4 separate regions of the Homo sapiens genome follow, and regions 1, 2 and 4 are each linked to region 3. A link is a loop called in an ENCODE intact Hi-C map of the cell type or tissue named here. Cell type or tissue: dorsolateral prefrontal cortex. All regions are shown on one strand. Each heading gives the region's core, and the rest is flanking DNA. Links, peaks and the distances in the headings are about the cores only.

Region 1 (4,679 bases), core at 373-4,372, 200 kb after region 3:
GTTGGACTCATACCAAGTACAAAAATCAACTCAAAGAGAAAAAAAACCTAAATGTAAAACTATAAAACTCCTAGAAAAAAAGATGTAAATCATTGTTACTTTGGATTAAACAATGGTTTCTTTTCTTTTTTTTTTTTTTTTTGAGACAGAGTCTTGCTCTGTCACCCAGGCCGGAGTGCAGTGACACAATCTTGGTTCACTTCAACCTTTGCCTCCCAGGTTCAAGTGATTCTCCTGCCTTAGCCTCCCAAATAGCTGGGATTACAGGTGCCTGCCACCACGCCAGGTTAATTTTTGTATTTTCAGTAGAGATGGGGTTTCACCATGTTGGCAAGGCTGGTCTAGAACTCCTGACCTCAGGTGATCTGCCCACCTTGGCCTCCCAAAGTGCTGGGATTACAGGCGTGAGCCACTGCGCCCACCCTAGACAATGGTTTCTTAAGGTACAAAACCAAAAAGACAAGTTATGAAAGAAAAAAAATAGATTGGACATCATCACAATTAAAAACTTTTGTGCTTCAAAAGTCATCTTCAAGAAAGTGAAGCCAAAAACAGAATGGGGGGAAAATTTTGCAAATATATATCTGAGAAGGACCTAATATCCAAAATGCATAAAGAACTCTTACAATTCAATAATAAAAGAAAATCAATCCAATTTTAAAATAGGCAAAGGATCTGAATGGACATTTCTCCATAGACTATACACAAATGGCTAATAAGCATATTAAAAGATGCTCAACATCATTAGCCATCAGAGAAACACGAGTCAAAAATCACTTACGATACCACTTCACACCTATTAGTACGACTATAATAAAAAAGACAGTTAACAACAAGTGCTAGCAAGGATATGGAGAAATTAGATCCTTTATATACTGCTGGTGAGAATGTAGAATGGTACAGCCCTTTGGAGAAAAAAGTCTGACAGTTTCTCAAAAACCTAATAGAAGAATTACTATATGAACTGACAATTCTACTCCTACATATATACTAAAGAGAAATAAAAACACATGTCAACACAAAAACAGGCACAAAAATGTTCATACAGTAGTATTATTCATGATAGCCAAAAAGTAGGAACAACTCAACTGATGAATGGATAAATAAAATGTGATATACCAGTGTGGACAACCTAGTGAGACCTCATCTCTACTAAAAATAAAAAAATTAGCCAGGTGTGGTGGCACGTGCCTCTGGTCCCAGCTACTTGGGGGCTGAGGCGGGAGGATTGCTTGAGCCCAGGAGGTTGAGAATGCAGTGGGCTGTGATCATGCCACTCTATTCCAGCCTGGGCAACAGAACAAGACCTTGTCAAAACAACAACAACAACAAAAAAAACCCAGAAAGGAAAAAGACAAAAACAAATAAAATGACACACACGCACACATAATTTATATATTTTCTCAATTTTATGGGAAGAAGTTGAATAAGAGTGAAAATACATCAAAATGTTAAAACTATCTCTCTCTCTCCTTCTCTCTCTCTAATATAAATGTATTATATAAATATATTATATATTATATATAAATATAAATATATACATATATGTAATTTATATTTAAAGCTAGAGTCTTACGGTTGGGTGCGGTGGCTCATGCCTATAATCCCAGCACTTTGGGAGGCCGAGGCAGGTGGATCATTTGAGGTCAGGAGTTCAAGACCAGGCTGGCCAACGTGGTGAAACCCGGTCTCTACTAAAAATACAAAAATTAGCCAGGCGTGGTGGTGGGCACCTGTAATCCAAACTACTCAGGAGGCTGAGGCAGGAGAATTGCTTGAACCCAGGAGGTGGAGGCTGTGGTGAGCCGAGATCATGCCACTGCATTCTAGTCTGGGCGACAGGGTGAGACCCTGTCCCCCCAAGAAAAAAAAAAAGAGAGATAGAGTCTTACTCTGTCACCTGGGCTGGAGTGCAGTGGTGAAATAATTGCTCAATCATAGCTCACTGAAACCTGGAATTCCTGGGCTCAAGCAATCCTTCCGCCTCCAAGCCAACAAAACAGCTAGGACTATAGGCAGACGCCACCATTCCCAGATAATTTTTAATTTTTTTTTTTGAGTCACGGTCACTTTGTTGCTTAGGCTGGTTTCAAATTACCAGCCTCAAGTGATCCTCCTGCAGTGCTGGGAGCCACCACATCTGACAAAACTGTCTATATTTGCCTGGTAAAATTATGTGTATTTTTTATTTTTTTCTTTGAAACTTACTTAAGTGTCAGTAACATCAGGAATTGGTTTATATCGCCTCATCTAAATAAAGGAAGGAATTAGACACTATTTCTCAAAGGTTGGGAGTCTGAAGACACAAAATTAAGCTGAGATTCTACCATTGTTCAGTTCCTTTCAAGAAGATGCTAAAGTACTGAGAAATACCACAGCACCCTCTTTTGGAAGAAATGCATTGTTCTTCACAGGCAACCTGCTTGAATCATTAAGTTTTTAGAGCTGAAAGAATCTTTAGAGAATATTAAGTCTGGTCTCCTCATTATCTCCTTATAAATAAGGAAACTGGGGTTTGAACAGGAAAAGAGACCACCGAAGATCATAAAAGGAGGTAGCAACAGAGCTGAGAATGAAGCCCCACATCAAATCCTAACCAGAGCTTATTTTTCTGATCTTGCCATTCTTTATTCAATAAATATTTTAAGGTTAAAAAAAAATGCTTTCCCAATCCTCAGAAAGTCTGAAGGCCTATACTCAAAAGGCACTCAAGACACCCACCTTTGTTTTGTTTTGAGATGGGAGTCTCGCTCTGTCGCCCAGGCTGGAGTGCAGTGGCACGATCTCGGCTCACTGAAACCTCTGCCTCCTGGGTTCAAGCGATTCTCTTGCCTCAGCCACCCAAGTAGCTGGGATTACAGGTGTGCACCACCACACCCAGATAATTTTTGTATTTTTAGTAGAGATGCAGTTTCGCCATGTTGGCCAGGCTGGTCTCGAACTCCTGGCCTCAGATGATCCACCCACCTCAGCCTCACAAAGTGTTGAGATTATAGGCGTGAGCCACCACACCCGGCCCCAGCTTTGTTTTGGGGTGCCAGGAACCACACCCATGTAAGATGGAGAAAAGTCTTATTTTAGAAAAACATGTCCATTCTTGCCCTGCTGCTTAAGAAGTCAGAGTAATAGATAACTTATATAACCACACAACCTCTGCATTTGTCTACTAATAATACATCTTTTTAAGATGCAACAGAAGATAAGCATATAAATCATTCCATTTAACTTCAGAAAACAAAATCGTAATATGAGAATACACTCAATATTTGTTTGGGGCTTCTGACCACATAATTGACCTAATGTACTGGGATATTATTCTAAACTCCTACAATTTCATTATTTAGGCTGGTTTACAAATGGCTACCCATAAAAAATACAACTCTTCTTCAAAAATAATACAGGGCTTGTCATTTCAGCTTTTCTCATTCTCCTGCTCCTAGATCTGAGAAGTACCCTTGCTTCCCAGACAGTATTCTTTGAAAGAACATGCTGTTTTCCTCTTATTTGAAGGATGACTCACTAAAATAAACAAATGAACATTCTGACAAGTGATGAATAAAGAATGTGTGGCTTTTATCATCATCACCATTAACAGTCTTTAAAGTGTACTAAGCAGATGCACAGGGAATATGATACAGGTATACATTATTTTATTGCACATTACTTTACAGATATTCATTTTTTACAAATTGAAGATTGGTGGCAGTCCTGTGTTTAGCAAGTCTATTAGTACCATTTTTCCAACAGCACTTCTTGTCTTTATGTCACATTTTGGTACTTCTCACAATATTTCCAATTTTTCATTATTATTATATCTGTCATAGTGATCTGTGATCTTGGATGTTACTACTGTAATTGTTTTGGGGTGCCATGAACCACACTCACGTAAGATGGAGAATCTAATCGATAAATGTTGTGTGTGTTCTGACTGCTCCACCCATCAGCTGTTCTTCCATCTCTCTCCCTCTCTTCCCTTTCCCCAAGACATAATAATATCAAAATTAGGCCAATTAACCCTGTGATGACCACTAAGTGTTCAAAAGTGAAAGGAAGAGTTGCACATTTCCTACCTTAAATAAAAATCTACAGATGATTAGTGAGGAGGGCATGTTGAAAGCCAAGACAGGTCAAAAGCTAGGCCTTTTGTGCCAGTTACCCAAGTTGTGTATGCAAAGAAAAAGGTTTTTTTCCTTTATTTTTATTTTATTTTTTTTAAGGAGACAGGATCTCACTCTGCAGACTGGAGTGCAGTTGTGCAATCACAGCTCACTGCAGCCTTGAACTCCTGGGCTGAAGTGATCCTCCCACCAGCTTTCCAAGCTAGGACTATAGGAATGAGCCACCGTGCCCAACCAGGAAAAGTTCTTGAAGGAAATTTAAAGTGTTATGCCAGTGAACACGCAAACGATAAAGAAAGCAAAACAGCCTATTGCTGAGATGAAGTTTTTGTGGCCTGGGTAGAAGACAAAACCAGCCACAACATGCCCTTACACCAAAACGTAATCCAGAGCAAGGCCCTAAACTCTCTTCAATTCTATGAAGTTTGAGAGAGGCAAGAAAGCTGCAGAAGAAAAGCTGGAAGTTGGCAGAGGTTGGCTCATGAGGTTTAAAGAAAGTAGGCATCTCCATGACATAAAAGTGTAAGACGAAGTAGCAAGTGCTGATGGAGAAGCTGCAGT
Region 2 (4,679 bases), core at 141-4,140, 180 kb after region 3:
TAATTTCCCATAACCAAAACAAAAAGTGTTACAAGATACTTAAATGATCCTTGGCAATACTTTTATTCTATTTAGTATATGATTAGGAGTTTAGTAGATTAAAAAACCCACCAAATAAAAGACAACTGGTATATATTCTCCTCAGACATGGTAATGTGATGTAAGGTAGTAAACCTTGAACTTCATTTTTGTATGGGTAATAAATTCACATGGCTCAAACTCCAAAAGAAACCAAATGATATTCAATAAAAAGTTTCTCTCCCACTCCATCCCCCAGCCACCTAGCTGTTCTCCCGAGAGGCAACCAGTATTATCCATTTCTTCAGTAGCCTTCTAGAGACTAGACATCAACAAGCAAGTGTGTGTGTGTGTGTGTGTGTGTGTGTGTGTGTGTGTGTGTTCTCTTTTCCTGTCTTTACACAGTTGGTGGCATACTGCATAACATTTCTCAGTAGTATCTTAGGCACTACTCCCACCATGCCATGTTTAGGCAACAGGCTTCTTGCATGTCTTCTTTGATTGAACAATACCAGCTTCTCAAGTGTTGTGGAGGAGTTTGAGACCAGCAGACTTGGAAGAAAAGTGTGTTGTAATTAATTGGTAATATCTGCCATAACCATCTATTCCTATTCTGTGCTTTTACCGTATCTTCCACATACCTCTTTCACAAGAATCACCAGGTTTCACTAACTTGAAAAGGCATATCTGAGAGTACGGACTATGTCCTTTCATAATTGTAATGCAGGATACCTACCCAGCACAGTGCCTAACATATAAGTACTCGATGAATACTTACTAAATGAATCCCACAGTCAAAATCCCCAATGTTTAGGGAGAACAAGACAGCTTTTCATATTCCTGAATGAGTTACTTTCTCCCGCTCAAAGATATACTTGATTGACCCTATAACTGTAGATTTGTAATGAAATCATATTTGAAAGCTATGTGATACTGCTTTCCCCATCTCTATCAGAATTTACAGTAATGGGTTGGGCGTGGTGGCTCACGCCTGTAATCCCAATACCTTGGGAGGCCAAGGCGGGTGGATTGCTTGAGTCCAGGAGTTAGAGACCAGCCTGGGCAACATGGCGAAACCCGTTTCTACTAAAAATACAAAAATGAGCCAGGAGTTATGGCGCATACCTGTAATCCCAGCCACTAGAGAGGCTGAGGCAGGAGAATTGCTTGAACCTGGGAGGCAGAGGTTGCAGTGAGCAGAGATTGCACCACTGCACTCCAGCCTGGGCCACAGAGTGATACTTGGTCTCAAAAAAAAAAAAAAAAAAAAGAATTTACAGTAATGACATCTGGCTGGCACTCGAGCTTCTTGAGAAAAAAAATATGTACCCAGAAGTTTACACAGGATCCTATCATATATGTAATCAACTAGTTTCTAATCACTGCCCTCTAAAGAGAAAATGATTGTGTAACATGTGATTTCTGAAACAAAAGTGGGGTCTAGGGAGGTCAGGCGATGGTGAAAGAAAACTCAATGGAAACATCATGAGTGATAAAGAAAGCTTGTGATTGTTTGAAAAAAATCCAGTGAATGAAAAAAATTGACAAAGAACATGTCAATTAAGCCTTTCTCATTAAAGACCCCACCTGCTAATCATTCTCAAAGCTCTTTCTAAACTTACATTTTTCATATAAGTACTGCCATCTACAGGGCATAATGTAAACAAAGTATTTTATGAGGGGTGGGGAGTAACTGAAATGAAAAGGTTGGCATACTATAGGCCAACATCTTCATGCCCTTTTAAAATACCAGCATTAATGGGGAAAAGACTCCCTATTCAATAAATGGTGCCGGGATAGCTGGCCAGTCATAGCAGGAGAATGAAACTGGACCTTTACCTTTCACCATATACAAAAATTAAGTCAAGATGGATTAAAGATTTAAACATAAAACCTCAAACTATAGAAATCCTAAAAGAAAACCTAGTAAACACCATTCTGGACGTCGGCCTTCAGAAAGAATTTATGACTAAGTCCTCAAAAGCAACTGCAATAAAAACAAAAATCAACAAGTGGGACCTAATTAAACTAAAGAGCTTCTGCACAACAAAAGAAACTATTAACAGAAGAAATAGATAACCTACAAATAGGAGAAAATAATCGCAAACTACGCATCCAACAAAAATCTAATATCCAGGAATCTATAAGGAGCTTAAGCAATTTAATAAGCAAAAAACAAATAGTCCCATTACAAAGTGGGCAAAAGACATGAATAGACACTTCTCAAAAGAAGACATACAAGTGGACAACAAACATGAAAAAATGCTCAATATCGCTAATCATCAGAGAACTATAAATCAAAACCATAATGAGATCCCATCTCATACCAGTCAGAATGGATATTGTTAAAAAGTAAAAAACAGATGCTGGCAAGGCTGTGGAGAAAAGGGAAGGCTCATACACTGTTGGTGGGAATATAGATTGGTTCAGTCACCATGGAAAGCAGTTTGGAGATTTTTCAAATAACTTAGAACTACCATTCAACCCAGCAATCCCATTACTGGGTATATATTAAAAATAAAATCATTTTACCAAAAAGACACATGCACTCATATGTTCATCGCAACATTATTCACAATAGCAGAGACATGGACTCAACCTAGATGCCCATCAATGGTGGACTGGATAAAGAAAATGTGGTACATATGCACCATGGAATACTATGTGGCCACAGAAAAGAACAAAATCATGTCCTTCGCAGCAACATGGATGCAGCCGGAGGCGATTATCCTATGCAAATTAACACAGGAACAGAAAGCTAAATACTGCATGTTCTCACTTACAAGTATGAGATAAACATTGGGTACTCATGGATATAAAGATGGCAACAACGGACACTGGGACTACTAGCGGGGAGATGGAGGGAGGAAGGCAAGGGTTGAAAACACTAACTATTGGGTACTATGTTCACTACCTGGGTGAGGGGATCATTCGTAATCCAAACCTCAGCATCGTGCAATATATCTGTGTAACAAATCTGTACATGTAGCCCCAGAATCTAAAACAGAAGTTGAAATTATTTTTTTAACTCTATATTTATTCAGAGTTACATGTTATGTTTTCTTTTTTCACACACAAGGGAAGGCAATAATGCTCAATGGCTGGCTATTATCTTTTAAAAATTAATATTGTAAAGCTAGCACTTATGATTTTAAGTCTTCATTTATTTATTTATTTTGAGACGGAGTCTTGCTCTATCGCCCAGGCTGGAGTGCAGTGGCGCGATCTTGGCTCACTGCAACCTCCACTTCCTGGGTTCAAGCGATTCTTCTGCCTCAGCCTCCCAAGTAGCTGGGACTACAGGCGTGTGCCACCACGCCCGGCTAATTTTTGTATTTTTAGTAAAGATGGGATTTCACCATATTGGCCAGGCTGGTCTCGAACTCCTGACCTTGTGATCCACCGACCTCGGCCTCCCAAAGTGCTGGGATTACAGGCATGAGCCACTGCGCCCGGCTGATTTAAGTCTTTAAATTACCTGTTACGTATTTCTGCGGGCTTGTGCAAAAAAAAATTACTTGTTACTTAACTGTGAACAATAAAGAAAAAAATTATAATTTTAAACTAAAATTTTAAAAAAAGTTTAAAATATGCCCAAATTCCTATTTATTTCATTTTGCTGTAAGATATAAACTGGGACTCTCTGAGAAGTAGAGAGTCCCTGGGAGAAGTAAGGATATTTTTGGTGGGAGTTCTCTTATGTAAGGATAGACCAGGATGGAAGAGGAAGAAGAACATTAAAAGCTAAAGGACTGGTTCAGATTTATAGGTGCAAGCTGGAGAAACCTGAATGAAGGAAAGCACAGATGATTTCCATGCTTCTAAGGGGACATTATGCCAATGTGTTGTATTGTCATAACATAACTTTTTTTTTTTTGAGACAGAGTCTCGCTCTGTCACCCAGGCTGGAGTGCAGTGGTGCGATCTCAGCTCACTGCAAGCTCTGCCTCCCACGTTCTCGCCATTCTCCTGCCTCAGCCTCCCAAGTAGCTGGGACTACAGGCGCCTGCCACCACGCCCGACTAAATTTTTTGTATTTTTAGTAGAGACGGGGTTTCACCATGTTGGCCAGGATGGTCTTCATCTCCTGACCTCGTGATCCACCCACCTCGGCCTCCCAAAGTGCTGGGATTACAGGCATGAGCCACCGCGCCTGGCTAACATAACTTTTAAGGAAAATAAGTGGAATCCATTAAAACTGTTTCTTATAATCAAAAGGAAGAAATCTGATTTTAGAGATAACCAAAATCCACCAATATCACAAGGACGGTAAGAATTTTTCTTGGGGCCAGGCACGGTGGCTCACGCCTGTATCCCAGAACTTTGGGAGACAGAGGCGGGTGGATCGCTTGAGCTTAGGAGTTCAAGACTAGCCATGGGGAACATGGTGAAACCCTGTCTCTTCAAAATATACAAAAATTAGCCAGGTGTGTTAGTGCATGTCTCTAGGCCCAGTTACTTGGGAGGCTGAAGTGGGAGGATCACCTGAGCCTGGGAGTTTGAGGCTGCAGTGAGCCATGATTGCACCACTGCACTCCAGCCTGGATGATACAGAGAGATCGTGTCTCAAAAAATAATGAAATAATAATAATAATTTTTGCTTGTTTGTTTAACCATCTATTTTCAATTGGGTATTAAATTTTATCTTTCTCCTCAAATCT
Region 3 (4,679 bases), core at 422-4,421:
TGAAAGCCATTAAAGAGCACCCCAGAAGGGCAGCAGGTGGGCCTTGGCCACCACACCCCTACCTGGGCCAGCCAGTCATATGTCCATGGGCCGTTAGCCTTGCAGTCCTCAATGAGAGGTCTAAGTATGCATCACTTTGTCAGATGGCCTTTCAACCAACAACACTCATTCTCATTCTGCTTCCTTCCCACCATTCTATGTCCCCAGTACATTTCTAACATGGGGAATACTCCAGGCAAATGCTCATCTATTCCTCTAAACTAGAGCTTCTGCCCCAATTTCCTGTTAGATATCTTGCCCTGGGGAACTGGACTAAGCAAGCCTCCAGGACATCACCTATCTCCTTAACTCCTTAACTGAAGGTTTGAAAAGGAGCCTTCCTCCTCTACCCTGGGCTCCACCCCAGAGGTTACTCTCAGGCAACAGAAAAGAAAAGAAGAGAAGGAGGACACTATCTAGGTCTATTTATAATCTGTTCACTTCTACTCACATTCAATTCCTCTAGGATAGGATGGGATATGGTGGCTCTGATGTGCCCCCATCCTCCTAATAGCCTTTATTTCAGAGTGTCTGCATCCTTTGTAAAATGGGAATGGTAACACTTTACTTGCCTGAAAGCAGAAGCTGGACCCGATGGCCTCTTGAGATAATTTCTAGATAGAAAAGAATGAAATCGATTGCATGCAAAGTGAGGTATTAACAGAGGAGGAGGGTCCAAGAAAAATTATGACAGGTATGAAGCAAAGGGGATACTCATGCCTGAATCAATGGCAAGGGAAGCCCAGGGTAAGAGAGACACAGAAGAAATGAATGTCTCCTCCCCACCCAGCAGCCCCTGCCCCACCCAACACTATTCTGTGTTTAACTAGGGACACAAGCAATAACTAAGCAGTATAAGACAATATGTGGCCCAATATTCAAGGCAAGCTGTAAAAGCTAGCAGGATTTAGAAGAGGGCAGAGGGCTCCAAGAAGAGGAAGACAGAAAAGGAGTTTTGGAAAGGGTGGGTCCTGGCAAGGAAGCTGAAAGAAGGTGGTCCTAGGACAGGCAGGGAGAGGCCTGCATGAAGGCCAGAGCAGCTGGCACAGTGTTGGTGCTCGGGGGAAATGGTGATGAGGAGTGGCTGGGCAGGGTAGAGTCTGACTCTGGAGGACTTTAAATGCAGCTGAGGAATTCAGACCGTTTCCTGCAGCCCATGGAAGGTCAACAGAGGCTCTGTTACAGGAAATGATATAATGAAAATGCATATTAGAAGCCTCAGTGAAAAGAGATTTAGGCTGGGCACGGTGGCTCATGCCTGTAATTCCAGCACTTTGGGAGGCCGAGGTGAGTGGATCACCTGAGGTCAGGAGCTTGAGACCAGGCTGACCAACATGGTAAAACCCCGTCTCTACTAAAAATACAAAAATTAGCCAGGCGTGGTGGCACATGCCTGTAATCCCAGCTACTTGGGAGGCTGAAGCAGGAGAATTGCTTGAACCCAGGAGGCGGAGGTTGCAGTGAGCCGAGATCGCGCCATTGCACTCCAGCCTGGGCAACAAGTCAAAAAAAAAAAAAAAAAGAAAAAGAAACAAAAGAGAGATTTAATTGTATAATTGTAATATTTTTAGACTGCTTGGTTTTTTTTAATCACAGGAAGGTATTCTGTTTCAACTTTAAAAATAATTCATTTTTGCCAGGCTTGCGCCTGTAATCCCAGCACTTTGGGAGGCCAAGGAGGGTGGGTTGCCTGAGTTCAGGAGTTCGAGACCAGTCTGGCCAACATGGTGAAACTGCGTCTCTACTAAAAATACAAAAATTAGCTGAGTGTGGTGGCAGGTGCCTGTAATCCCAGCTACTGGTGAGGCTGAGGCAGGAGAATCACTTGAACCTGGGAGGCAGAGGTTGCAGTGAGCCGAGATCACACCATTGCACTCCAGCCTGGGCAACAGAGCAAGACTCCATCTCAAAACAACAACAATAACAAAAAGTACCAAGAAGCTACCATGGTACAACTCAGCCCGCACTACCGTGGGGACAGTGAAGATGGAAGGAAGAGGATGGTCCGGGTATCGTGTCAATAGCAGGATGCACTGAGCTGACTGGCAACAGGCACTGAAGGAAAACTAACACTCACAGATAAAGTGGGGGTCTTTCCTTTGGGACTGTGTTAAGTGATGTACCACAATCACAACTTCATATCCAGTCTCGGTGTACCTCCTCAACTCAACATTCCTAAATTCCTCTTCTCAAGAATCGGTGATGCCTCAGAGAAAACTTCTTCCACAAATGGCCAGAAGATGTCACTGCAGACAGCACCATGCATATACTGTGTTCCTCATGTTGGTGTTCTGCCCTGCCATTTGTGAAGGGAAAATTCCCCCTCGGCTCCCTCCCTAACTCCCATAGCCCCTGCTCCTGCTCTGTGTGTAGCCTCTTCCCTTTACCCTGTGACTCCCCTCCTCCTGCCCTGAAATCCAGCGAGGTGCTTTCCTGATGCCCTGGCAACCTGGAGATGAACCTGATCCCTAAAGGCGGAAGAGCCAACATCGAGACTGGGTTATCTGTGTGCTTCCCTACTCTCTATTCATGATGTTCATTTAGATTTCTAGCAAAACCCATACCTGTGCTGTCAACCTCACCCATTTCCACCTAGCTTCTTGAGTTTCAATCAATGAGTACAGGGGCACCCCATTCCCTCTTTTCTCACACTCCTCCAAACTGGCCCAATTTTCAAATATTAGCATTTAAAGATTTGGTGATGCATTAATCTGCTTCACTTTCTGAAAATATCAGTGTTTTTGGCCAAATAATCACTACACGTTAGCCTATGAACAGCCCTGGGATATAAGAAATGATGAATATTCCTAAGCCAAGCTAAGTGGCTTATCCAAATGGATTGTGTCACAGTCATGGGACTGGACTCTGACAGCTGACACCTGGTAACAAAGAAAAAATGTTCCAGGCCAATTTCTCCCTTTTTTTCTGCTCATGGCTTCTATTTGTGATCCTTCTCACTCTGTTTCTCATTTGCTTTCAGTGGTTAAAAATAGGCCGAGCAACCGTGGCTCACACCTGTAATCCCAACACTCTGAGAGGCTGAGGCAGGCAGATCACGAAGTCAGGAGATCGAGACCATCCTGGCCAACCTTGTGAAACCTTGTCCCTACTAAAAATACAAAAATTAGCCGGGAATGATGGTGCGTGCCTGTAATCCCAGCTACTCAGGAGGCTGAAGTAGGAGAGCCACTTGAACCTGGGAGGCGGAGATGGCAGTGAGCCGAGATCACGCCACTGCACTCCAGCTTGGCAACAGAGTGAGACAACATCTCAAAAAAAAAAAAAAAAAAAAAAAAAAAAAGAAAAGAAAAGAAAAAAATAGGCTGAGCACGGTGGCTCACGCCTGTAATCCCAGATTTTGGGAGGCCAAGGTGGATGGATCACTTGAGGTCAGGAGTTCAAGACCAACATGGCAAAACCCCCCATCTCTACAAATAATACAAAAATAAGCTAGACGTGGTGATAGGCGCCTGTAGTCCCAGTTACTAGGGAGGCTGAGACATGAGAATCACTGGAACCCAGGAAGCGGAGGTTGCAGTGAGCCAAGATCACACCACTGCACTCTAGCCTGGGGAGCAGAGCGAGACTCTGTGTCAAAATAAATAAATAAATAAACAAACAAACCTGGCCAGGCTAGGTGTGGTGGCTTACGCCTATAATCCCAGCACTTTGGGAAGCTGAGGCAGGTGGATCACCTGAGATCAGGAGTTGGAGGCCAGGAACATGGCGAAACCCCATGTCTACTAAAAATACAAAAATTAGCCAGGTGTGGTAGCACATGTCTGTAATCCCAGCTGCATGGGAGGCTAAGGCAGGAAGATTGCTTGGGCCCAGAAGGTCAAGACTTCAGTGAGCAATAATCGTGCTACTGCACGCCATCGTGGGTGACAGGGTGAGATCCTGTCTCAAAAAAAAAAAAAAAAAAAAATCAACCTAAGAAAAACTTTCAGAAACTATATTTTTGTGGTACCGTTCCCCACTAATAGCCTCAGAGACAAATCTCAATTTCTAATACTCATCCAAGCACTCCGGTGTTTTACTCCAGATAATAGAGGCTCTAAAAGGAAGTCTGAGAAAGGCATTATTTTAGCACTTACAAGAAAGGGCTCAGGAACAAGCTTCCTAAATCCTTACTCTGTAATATGAATCTATCTCTTAGCAGCTCTGATTCTGTTTTCCTTTTTCCTAAATGATTCCCAAGACCTTAGACCGTAGGGGGGAAAGGATCTACCTCTCCATGTGGTTTCCGTTGGTGGATACAGCTTAGGCCCCCTCTGAGAAGGATCATGAGCTCCTCACCTAATTTCAGTGCCAAAGAACAAGGGCCTCATATCATTTATGTCTCATCCCCTGCCAAGTACCAGGCTCTTGTGTGGAAGTTCCCTAGTGCTAAGTATCCTCATACCCTGACTAAACTCAGAATGAATTTACACCCAAGACAAAATAGCAAATACAGCGGCATGCAGGGGAAACTGCCTTAAGCCTTTACCACCTTCCTGATCCAACAACTTCTCCCTGAACACAACAGACCATGAACAATGCTACACACCTATAAATATTACTTGGTTACTGCCAACAAGCCACGAAAAGGGAGAGCCAGTAATTTTGGCCACGGGTGACACGTGCAGGCCTCCTCCTTC
Region 4 (4,679 bases), core at 104-4,103, 270 kb after region 3:
GCTAGGACTACAGGCATGAGCCACTATGCCCAGCTAATTTTTTGTATTTTTATTAGAGAACGGGTTTTGCCATGTTGTCCAGGCTAGTCTCAAACTTCTGAGCTCAGGCAATCCACCCACCTCGGCCTCCCAAAGTGCTAGGATTACAGGTGTGAGCCACCAAGCCCAATGCCATCTCTACCCTATCTAAAATTTTTTTTTTTTTAATTTAAAAATTAGCAGGGCAGGGTGGCATGCACCTGTAAGTCCTAGCTACTTGGGAAGTTGAGGTGGGAGGATTGCTCCAGCCCAGGAGTTCATTGCTGCAGTGAGCTATGATCACACCATTGCACCCCAGCTTGGGCAAAAGAGCAAGGCGTCATCTCTTGGAAAAAAAAAAAAAAAAAAGCAATGAATTTATAATTTACAGGATGAGCTTCCAGGTGTGGTGGCTCACACTTATTATCCCAGCACTTTGGGAGGCTGAGGTGGGAGGAATGCTTGAGCCCAGGAGTTCAACACCAGCCTTGGCAACATAATGAGACTCCATCTCTACATAAGATAATAAATTAAGGCTGGGCGCGGTGGCTCACGCCTGTAATCCCAGCACTTTAGGAGGCCGAGGCGGATGGATCAGCTGAGGTCAGGAGTTCAAGACCAGCCTGGCCAACATGGTGAAACCCTGTCTCCACTAAAAATACAAAAATTAGCTGGGCGTGGTTGCAGGCACCTGTAATCCCAGCTACTCAGGAGGCTGAGGCAGGAGAATCGTTTGAACCCAGGAGGCAGAGGTTGCAGTGAGCCGAAATCGTGCCATTGCACTCCAGCCTGGGCAACAACAGCAACACTCCGTCTTAAAAAAAAAAAATTGCCCAGGTGTTGTGCCACATGCCTGTAGTCCCAGCTACTCATGAGGCTGAGGTGGGAGGATCACTTGAGCCCAGGAGGTCTCAGCTGCAGTGAGCCGTGATTGTGCCACTGCACTCCAGCTTAGGTGACAGAGCAAGACCCTGTCAAAAAAAAAGTGGTCATGAGTTAATAATCATGGAGGATGGGGGTCCATTATGTTAGTCTCTTTTTGATTATGTTTGAAATTTTCTCTAATGAAAATATTAAAGAATTATTATCTTTGTAGTTGAATATAAAAAATCTGACTGTAATTTAATGTTATTATCAAGAACCATGTCTAGGCATAGTAGCTCACACCTGAAATCTCAGCACTTTGGGAGGCCAAGGTGGGAGGACCACTAGAAGCCAGGAGTTCAAGACCAGCCTAGGCAACATAGTGAGACCCCGTCTCTACAGAAAAAATTAAAATAAAAAAATTAGCCAGATGTGATGGTACACACCTGAATCCTAGCTACCCAGGAGGATGAGGCAGGAGGATTACTTCAGCCCAGGAGTTCAAGGCTGCAGTGAGTTATGATCATGCCACTGTATTCCAGCCTGGGTGAATAGTAAGAACTTGTCTCAAAAAACAAAACAAAACAAACAAACAAAAACAAAAAAAAAAAGAAAAAGAAGGAAGGAAAATAAGAAAAAAACCTAATTAACATTAAAGTAACACTATGCGCATAGCTCCAAATTCACTTTTTGACCTTCACTGATGCCCACTCAATTAGTGTCAGTAGTTAAATCAGTAGATGCAAATTATTTGGAATTCTGCTTTGTTCACTTAAAATTCACATATACCACTCTTTTCTCTACCTACTATCACTAATCTGACTTACACAGAAATGACAGATATCTTTCAGTTTAATATTTTAAAAAGTTCAACAAATCCTTTAACCTGATGGACTTGGTCATACCTAGAATAATTTTTATATGTTACATTATTGCCATCTGCTGGCTATGTTGTCTAATTACAGTAAACAAATGTTTAAAACAGAAAAGCTAAAAAATTACCTTATATAATAACTGAGATTTTTCTCCCAAAACTATTCAACAGAAAAGAAGCTGCCATACTTTAAGTTTCCTCAAAATCTCACATTAGAAGCAATTGTCCTTGATTCTAGCTGCACTTTAAAATCACCTGGAAGCTTTTGAAAATCCTAATACCTGGACCCCACCAAGCCAAAGCAATTAAATCAGAATCTCCATGTTATGAAATGAAAGTCAACCACAGACTGACAGAAAATATTTGTAAAATATATTGGACTTAGGACTTGTATCTAGAATATAGAAACAGTTCTTACAACTCAATAATGAAACAATCCAATTTTTAAAATAGGCAAAAAATCTGAACAAATAAATATTATACCAAAGATATATGGATGGCAATTAAGCATATAAAAAGATGCTCAACAACATTAGTCATTAGGAAAATCTAAATTAAAATCACAATGAGATACCACTTCATACCTATTAGAACAGTAAAGAGACTAACCTTAACCATACTAAGCATCAGCCAGGATGTGGGGCTACTATAGCCCTCATACTCTGCTGGTGGAAATGTAAAATGGTACAACCACTCTGGAAAACAGTTGGGCAGTTTCTGAAAAAGCGACACACACACACACATATCTACCATAAGACATCTACCATAAGACCAAACCATTCCAGTCCTAAGAGAGTTACCCAAGAGAAAAAAAAAGCTGTAGTAGGTTGAATAGTGTAACCTCAAAATTTATGTCTAGCAGGAAACACAGAATGTGAATGTAGAAAGAGGGTCTTTGTAAATGAAATAAGACAAGGTCATGCTAGATTAGGGTGGGCTCTAAATCCCATAACTTGTAGCCTTATAAGAGGAAGAGATGGCACACAGAGATACACACACACAAAGGCCACATGAAGACAGACGCAGAGAATGGAGTGATGCAGCTAAAAGCCAAGGAACACCATCAATTGCCAGGATCTGGCTTCTGAAGGTAGGAAAGAGAAGGAAGGATTCTTCCCTGGATCCTTCAAAAGGAGCATGACCTTGCCAACATCTTGATTTCAGATTTCTAGCCTCCAGAATTGTGAGAGAGTAAATATCTGTCATTTGAAGCTACCCAGTTTGTGGTAATTTGTTAGGGCAGCCCTAGGAAACAATAACAAAAGCACAAAGACTTGTTCAAGACTGTTCTAATCAGCTTTATTTATAACAGCACCAAACTGGAAATAACCTAAATGTCCATCAACAAATGTACAAATTGTAAAATAGTCACACAATGGAATACTACTCAATTATAAAAATGAAAGAATGATTGAGACACAAAACAAGGATGAAATCTCAAAATGATTATGCTGAATAAAACAAATCAGACCAAAAAAAAAAGTATATATTGTATGATTCCATAGTGGTTGCCTGGGGATGGCAGGGCAAGGGAGTCATTACAAAATGGCATGAGGAAACTTTTGGGGGTGATCCATATGTTCATTATCTTGATTGCAGTGACAGTTCCACAGGTATATACATATGACAAAACTCATAAAGTTGTACACTTTAAATATCTGCTGTTTACTGTATGTCAAATATACTGCAATAAAACTATAGTTGAAAAATCAAAATATTCCTGGGCACGGTGGCTCACACCTGTAATCCCAGAACCTTAGGAGGCCAAGGCAGGAGAATCACTTGAGCCCAGGAGCTCAAGACCAGCCTGAGCAACACAGTGAGACCCTATCTCTAATTTTAACAACAAAACCAAAAGGACTTGTATGAAAAATCAGTATCTTTGGCCGGGCATGGCGGCTCATGCCTGTAATCCCAGCACTTCGGGAGGCTGAGGTGGGTGGATCACTTTTGGTCAGGAGTTCGACACCAGCCTAGCCAACATGGTAAAACCCCGTCTCTACAAAAAATACAAAAATTAGCCAGGCATGGTGGTATGCACCTGTAGTCCCAGCCACTCGGGAGGCTGAGGCAGGAGACTCATGTGAACCCAGGAGACAGAGGGTGCAGTGAGCCCAGATGGCACCACTGTACTCCAGCCTGAGCGACAGAGGGAGACTCCGTCTAAAAAAAAAAAATCAATATCTTTAGTGGCTGAGGTCCAGGTAGCAGTTTTAAACACTTCCCAAGTATTCTAACCAGCAGCCACAGTTGAAAGCCGCTACATTAGAGGGTGTCATCTAATTTACTTTGTTTTGAACAACAGTACTATTTGGGGAAAACATATAAGCCTAAAATAACTTTTATAATGCTCATTTTAGGTGTTTATGGAGGTCAGTTGGCAAAATTTTTTTAAGTAGATTTAATAATTTAATAATTATTTAATAATTTATTCCTTTAATAATTATTCCTTGGTTTATACCTCATATTCTCAAATTATAAGCAAGCTTTAGAAAGCAACATTGAAGGCAGATCCAGCTATTTGTCAACTAGATGTTTCTAATGTTCCTAACACAAAATAATTTAAAATGCTGAATATAATATAGTTTTATTAACGCATATTTACAATGAACGGTATTACGGACTGACTTGTGTCCACTCACCAAATTCATATGTTGAAGTCTCAGCCCATAGTATTTCAGAATGTGACTGTATTTGGAGATAGGCCTTTAAAGAGGTAATTAAGGTAAAATAAGGTCATAAGGATGGGCCCTAATCAAATCTGATGGGTGTCCTTATAAGAGGAAATTTGTACATACAAAGATGATACCAGGAATACACCAGAGGAAGGCCATGTGAAGATACCACAAGAAGGTAGCCATCGGCAAGCCAAAGAGAGAGGGATCAAGAGAAACCAAAGCTGACAACACCTTGATCTTGGACT

The links. A loop is a pair of places that touch in the nucleus more often than their neighbours do. Peaks named below come from ENCODE experiments on the same cell type or tissue, not always from the same donor. Only the 100,000 strongest peaks of a DNase experiment are listed, where the experiment ranks them.
Region 1: it touches region 3 in a loop (5-fold over the local background); 95 of 110 quality-filtered maps call a loop at or near these places.
Region 2: a loop joins it to region 3, with 5 times the contacts of the local background. A loop is called at or near these places in 51 of 110 quality-filtered maps.
Region 4: a loop joins it to region 3, with 9 times the contacts of the local background. A loop is called at or near these places in 102 of 110 quality-filtered maps.

What each region holds. Positions count from the first base shown.
Region 1 is chr14:35,212,964-35,217,642 of GRCh38, reverse strand. All of the region lies in intron 5 of PRORP (protein only RNase P catalytic subunit), which reads right to left. The region is part of intron 5 of PRORP-PSMA6 (PRORP-PSMA6 readthrough); the gene reads right to left. Among named protein-coding and RNA genes, the nearest start is that of PSMA6, 77 kb to the left of the region's middle. In dorsolateral prefrontal cortex, for the core only: a CTCF peak has its summit at 2,364 (motif pointing left); no DNase peak of the experiment used is centred there.
Region 2 is chr14:35,226,660-35,231,338 of GRCh38, reverse strand. All of the region lies in intron 5 of PRORP (protein only RNase P catalytic subunit), which reads right to left. The region is part of intron 5 of PRORP-PSMA6 (PRORP-PSMA6 readthrough); the gene reads right to left. Among named protein-coding and RNA genes, the nearest start is that of PSMA6, 63 kb to the left of the region's middle. In dorsolateral prefrontal cortex, for the core only: a CTCF peak has its summit at 1,677 (motif pointing left); no DNase peak of the experiment used is centred there.
Region 3 is chr14:35,411,046-35,415,724 of GRCh38, reverse strand. No RefSeq gene overlaps it. Among named protein-coding and RNA genes, the nearest start is that of NFKBIA, 8.6 kb to the right of the region's middle. In dorsolateral prefrontal cortex, for the core only: CTCF peaks have their summits at 2,080 and 2,282 (motif pointing right); a DNase peak (open chromatin) is centred at 2,304; H3K4me3 peaks cover 795 bases; H3K27ac peaks cover 610 bases.
Region 4 is chr14:35,138,052-35,142,730 of GRCh38, reverse strand. All of the region lies in intron 4 of PRORP (protein only RNase P catalytic subunit), which reads right to left. All of the region lies in intron 4 of PRORP-PSMA6 (PRORP-PSMA6 readthrough), which reads right to left. Among named protein-coding and RNA genes, the nearest start is that of PRORP, 18 kb to the right of the region's middle. In dorsolateral prefrontal cortex, for the core only: a CTCF peak has its summit at 1,790 (motif pointing left); no DNase peak of the experiment used is centred there.